Linked DNA regions of Mus musculus: region 2 is linked to region 1. Evidence: chromatin loops called from intact Hi-C (ENCODE). Cell type or tissue: heart. All regions are shown on one strand.

Region 1 (2,500 bases):
CCCAGGAGCCTACAAGTACCTTCCTTTGTTTATGAGACTTGGCTAAGACTCTGTCCTGTTAAGGAGACCCAAAAGAATGCTCTATGAAGAGTTCTTGTCTTCAGATGCAATTCTGATATTTTGCAATTTGATGAAGTGAATCATATGCATTTGAATGACAAATATGAAAGATTGCGTTATTGGGATTCAATTTAATTACAGAGAAATAGAGGGCGATGAGATGGAACATATCACAGTAACAAACACAGTGATGTAGATAACAAGGACTGTAAGCTGTTTTGCGCTTGTAACATTTGTCCGGATTTCAGAACTCTACAACTCAAGAGCCTGGGCTGTAGAATTCAGAATCCTAACGCAGGACCCCTTTGTTATCTTTGGTCATATCATCCAGTGCGTGTGGCGGAATCTACAGGCTGTCCAGGCTGTGGTTGGGGCAAGCGAGGTTTGGACATGGAGTGTGTGTTTGCGGTGGGGGCGGGGCGCCCACCCTCGCACATCTCAGCGTTATTGCATTACCTGTGATTGTGGAGAACTGGTTTTCAAGTACTGAAAAACTCCAAGAAACAACAAAAGCAGTATTTAGGACACTTAACAATCACAACCCCATTAACGCTTCCCTCTGCTAAACAGCGGTTTGGCCAGGTTCGACTTATGTTTCTTAGACTTTTATAGTCAGGGGACCTGGCTTATCTTGGTGTCAGGCTGACCCCAGAGCCTAATGTGGCACTAGGTTTTTCTCTCGCTGTCTGGGGACCGCAGAGGTGTCTGACGTTCAATGCCTGAAGCATTCGAAACCTTTGGCGCAAGTAACGCATGACTCTGAATAATTGACTCTGAAAAAGAGGCGCATTTCCAAAGTTGAGGACAGAAAGGTTGTGGCATAAAGGGGAGGAAAGCGGAGATATTTTTCTTCTTCTAATTTTCCGCAATGGGAAACGATTGAGGAGAACCGGCGGGACCCGGGCGCGGGCAGTAGCGGGATCTGGCCGATGGCCTCCCAGGGAACACCAGTCCCTGTGGGCTGGAGCTTGGCTCTAGGTCCCTCAGGCTGCTTTGTTTCGGATGCTTAACCCAGGTTCTCGGCTGGGCTCTCGGTTGGTCTCCCGCTCCAGGATCCGCCCGCCACAGGGCGGGGCTTCAGGGTCAAGGTGGACCAATTCCCCAGTCTCGCCCCTCCACGCGCTTTCGGACCCCTGAATGACTGACAGCCGTTGGGTCCAACCTGCGGCTCCGAACAGTGGCCTCCACCAGGGGCGGTCGGAGGCGAGACGCCGGGGCCAATCACGTTGCAGTCTAGGGGGCGGGGCCTCCTTGCCAGCTGCAGGCGGCGCAACCAGCACTTCTTCGGTCAAATGAGAGCCGAAGAGGGGCGGTCCCCCGGCTGGGGTCTAGCCAATGAGAAGGGCGGGATGGGCGGGCCGGAGAAGAAGCCGGCGGTCCTCTGTTGCGAGCTAAGGTTTGGGGAGTCGGTAGGGGGACCGCGAGTGGAGCGCGGGAGCCCGGGCGGCAGGCGGGTGTGAGCTGCCCGAAAATGCACTCGGATGCTGCAGCTGTCAGTGAGTAGCACAGAGCCAGCGGGCCCGCACACCGCGTCCGCTCCTGCGCTCCCTTCTCCACTTCTCCGGTTCCGATCGCGCTGGAGTCCCTGGCCCGGGAGCGGGTTGAACCCCTCCTGGAGTCCGAGGGCCGTGACGCTGCGGGCGGCTGGGGCGGGGGCAGGGGCGGCGGGGAGGGGGTGGGGACTGGCTGGCTTTCCGCGGTTGGGGGAGGGGGGACATTCTGGAAGGCCGGGGGCCGAGAGTCGGTGGTGCACGGAGGTGGAGACGGCGGCGGGCGCTGGCAGCTGGGGTCGGGGGTGGTACGAGCGGGCAGGGAGAGGGCCTGCGGTCCGAGTACAGGGTGAGGCTTGCGGGGCCCGAGCCGTACGGTCTACCGGGGAAGGCGGGGGAGTGCGAGGGGAGAGGGGGCGGGGACAATGGGAAGGAGGGCTGGGGGCGGGGGCGGGAACAATGGGTGGGGAGCTGGGGCAGCGGCCGGGCCGGTGAGGGGATGGGGGGTGATGTAACGGGGGCCATGGAGTGGGAGACGCCGCGGTGGGATGGGAGAGTTGTGGAGTCCGGTGTGCGGGACGGCGGTCGGGAGTGGGGAGAGGGCTTGGGGGGCAGGTGTTGGGACAGGCGGTCCCCGGAGGAGTGGATGGCGGATAGGACTGCTGTGCAGTTTGGGGGCTGGGACAGGGGTCGGGGAGGGTGTGCGGAGTGAGTTAGGAGGAAGAGTAGGTGGGGAGAAGCGGGGACTGGGAGGGCTGTCATCTTCGGGTACGGTGCTCTTGGGGCGGGGTGGGGAGCGTTGGACTGTCCATTGGGGGAGGCGCCTCCTCCCTGGAGAGGCCCGGTTCCAGCCTAGGAGGGGACCACCATTGAGCCTCGGGGTGCACTGAGGAGAGGGGGCGGGGCCGGGTACCCGGGAGGTGTCCCGAGGCTGGCAGTAGCCTCCGCGT
Region 2 (2,500 bases), 580 kb before region 1:
AAAATTCAAGGAGCATATGCCTTTAATCCCAGCTTTTGAAAAAAAGGCAGAGGATGAGTTTTTCGAGGTCAGCCTGGTCTACAGAGCGTGTCTCAGGACAGCCAGGAATACACAGAGAAACCTTGCCTCAAAAAACCCAAAAAGTCAAGACATACTATTAAAAAGTCTTTTGGGGGCGAAGGGAGAACCCAAGGAATACAATGCACATTAATTACTACCGTTGAAAGATTAGTACAGAAGTGTTTTCCATCATCCTCTTGTCTCTGGACCTGTAAACCTTAAGCCAACGAAACAAAACAACCCCTGCCCACGTGTTTTAAACGGATGAAATAATGCCTTTAAAAGTGCTTAGCGCAGTGTCTGGCTTATAGGAACCACTCAACAAATTACGGTTATCATTTTGACTTCCGAGCTCTGAACCATTCGGGATTCGGGTTCTCATTTTCAGGGGATGGAACGGACGAGCCACAGATGGTCTCTGGGGCTGCTGCCAGCTCCGACAGTCTCCGGTTTCAAGCAGGAACCAACTCAGTATTGCCAAACAAACCAAGGGAACGGTCCATGCGACCAGGCGGGGCCGTCCGACCGCGAGTCTCCGCACAGACGCCTAGGGCGGGGCTGAACCCGAGCCCGAGCCCGAGTCGGAGCCGGAGCCAGAGTCCGGTTCTGGGTCTCACACCCGCCCGCGATGAGCTTTGGGGAGGGTAGGCGGCCAGGGCAAAACTCCAGCGATAGCTTAGCCCAGCCCGGCCGGGCCCTGCCCACCTTTGCCGGCGCCCACCACACCCCTTCCGGCCGGGGCCCCGCCCCAAACAATGACCACGCCCCTCCGGGCCCTGTCCCGTTTCAGGCCCCGCCTCCAGCCCCGCCCCACCGCGAGCCGGGCGCTTAGTTCTTTCAGCCCGCGGGCGGCCACGTCCTCCCCCGACGCTCTGAGGTCACCGACCGGGCTGGCCGGCAGGGGGCGGAGGGACGGAGGGAAGATGGCTGCCGAGGCCGGATATTGGCGCCGCCTCCCCCAGTCGCGGAGCCGGCGCAGATGAGGCGGTTCGGCTGGGGCCAGCGGCGCTTCGCAACCCGAGCCGGGGAGACCCTGGCGGTGGGGCCTGGCCCTGCTCTATGCCGGCGCCTCGGCTAGCGTGAGCGGTGGCGGTAACGCCTCTCTTTCCCCCCGACCCCGCGCTTCCCCTGCGGCTTGGGGAGTCGGAGCGGGCGGCGCGGCCGGCATGGAGGACGTTAACTCCAATGTGAACGCGGACCAGGAGGTGCGGAAGCTGCAGGAGCTGGTGAAGAAGCTGGAGAAGCAGAACGAGCAGCTGAGGAGCCGCTCGGGAGCCGTGCAGGGTGCAGGCCTCCTCGGGCCCGGCAGCCCAGCTCGGGTCGGCGTGTCCACCCCTTCGTCGGGCGCGGCGTCCCCTCGGGGCTTCCCGCTGGGCCTGGGCGCCAAGGCCAGCGGCGGGGCGGGCTCCGGCCCGCGACGGACCAGCAGCGAGGACCTGCGGGACGCCACCTCCTTGCTGGCGGCCGGCGAGGGAGGCTTGCTGGACGAGGTAGAGCCGCTGCGGCCCGACGAGCTGGAGCGCTTGTCAGGCTGGGAGGAGGAAGAGGAGAGCTGGTGAGCGCGGGGCGCTGGGCCCGGTGGGCCTGCGGGGCGGAGGGGTGTCCCTGGGGGAAAGCAGGGTGGGCTCGGCTTGTGGTGGGGACGCTGGCTTTTGCCTGTTTCTGCTGCGGGCGGGCAGGTCCGCTGGAGTTGGGGGGTTTCGAGGCGTGCCTTGGAAACGGGTTTGTAGCTAGTTCTCTGGGTCGTGGAACCTCTGGGTGCAGGACCCAACTGGACCCAGATGGGATCTGTGGCTTGGCACAGTCCCCCGTGGGCCCGCACGCTCAGAGCACTCAGAGGGTACCAAGCTGCTTCGTAGGAAGGGATCCTGCTTTGTGTGAAAGACGGGCTTTCGGATGGTGGTCTGAGCGGTTTGGATTGTAGGGAGGGGTCTGCTTCAAGAGGTAACAACCAGGTGCGGGGACATAGAGAGTAGCTACTAGCAGGCAGTGCTTTGGACCGGAGTGAGATGGGGATGTTTGTGGGGAGGCCGGGTGGACGTCACTCCCCTTTGGGTAGTGGGGGGAGTAAAGCTTTGCTTTGTGTGAGGAGGGCAGTGGAGAGGGATGGGGCTGCTTTGTGTGAAGTCGGTGGTGGATCGGGGAACCCTGAATTTTATATTGGAAAACAAGAATTGCATACGACATAATTTCGGAGCCGTGAAGCAATAGTTAGTTATCCAAGCTGACTATCATTTCCGTGCCTGCCATCCTGGAGGCAGAGAAAGGGTCCTAGTTAAAAATCTAGACCAAAGCCGGAGTTATCACGAGGCACCTCTTGACGAGCTGAGGTGACCCCACACCTTAAAGTCACACTTTTCGGTAGGCCATGAGAAGCTTTCCCTCGAGTTTTATTTTTGATTAAAAAAACACCTGCTGGAAATATCCTCATAATTCATCC

Evidence for each region. A loop is a pair of places that touch in the nucleus more often than their neighbours do. Peaks named below come from ENCODE experiments on the same cell type or tissue, not always from the same donor. Only the 100,000 strongest peaks of a DNase experiment are listed, where the experiment ranks them.
Region 2: it touches region 1 in a loop (4-fold over the local background); 1 of 42 quality-filtered maps calls a loop at or near these places.

Annotation. Positions count from the first base shown.
Region 1 is chr5:73,489,636-73,492,135 of GRCm38, forward strand. Dcun1d4 (DCN1, defective in cullin neddylation 1, domain containing 4 (S. cerevisiae)) reads left to right here and starts at 1,391. Exons shown (of 11, transcript NM_178896.5): 1 at 1,391-1,556. The coding sequence starts at 1,532. In heart, CTCF peaks have their summits at 1,261 and 1,472; DNase peaks (open chromatin) are centred at 1,236 and 2,266; H3K4me3 peaks cover 2,357 bases; H3K27ac peaks cover 2,228 bases.
Region 2 is chr5:72,913,399-72,915,898 of GRCm38, forward strand. Slain2 (SLAIN motif family, member 2) reads left to right here and starts at 964. Exons shown (of 8, transcript NM_001113423.2): 1 at 964-1,615. The coding sequence starts at 1,227. In heart, CTCF peaks have their summits at 962 (motif pointing right) and 1,193; DNase peaks (open chromatin) are centred at 833 and 2,033; H3K4me3 peaks cover 2,500 bases; H3K27ac peaks cover 2,500 bases.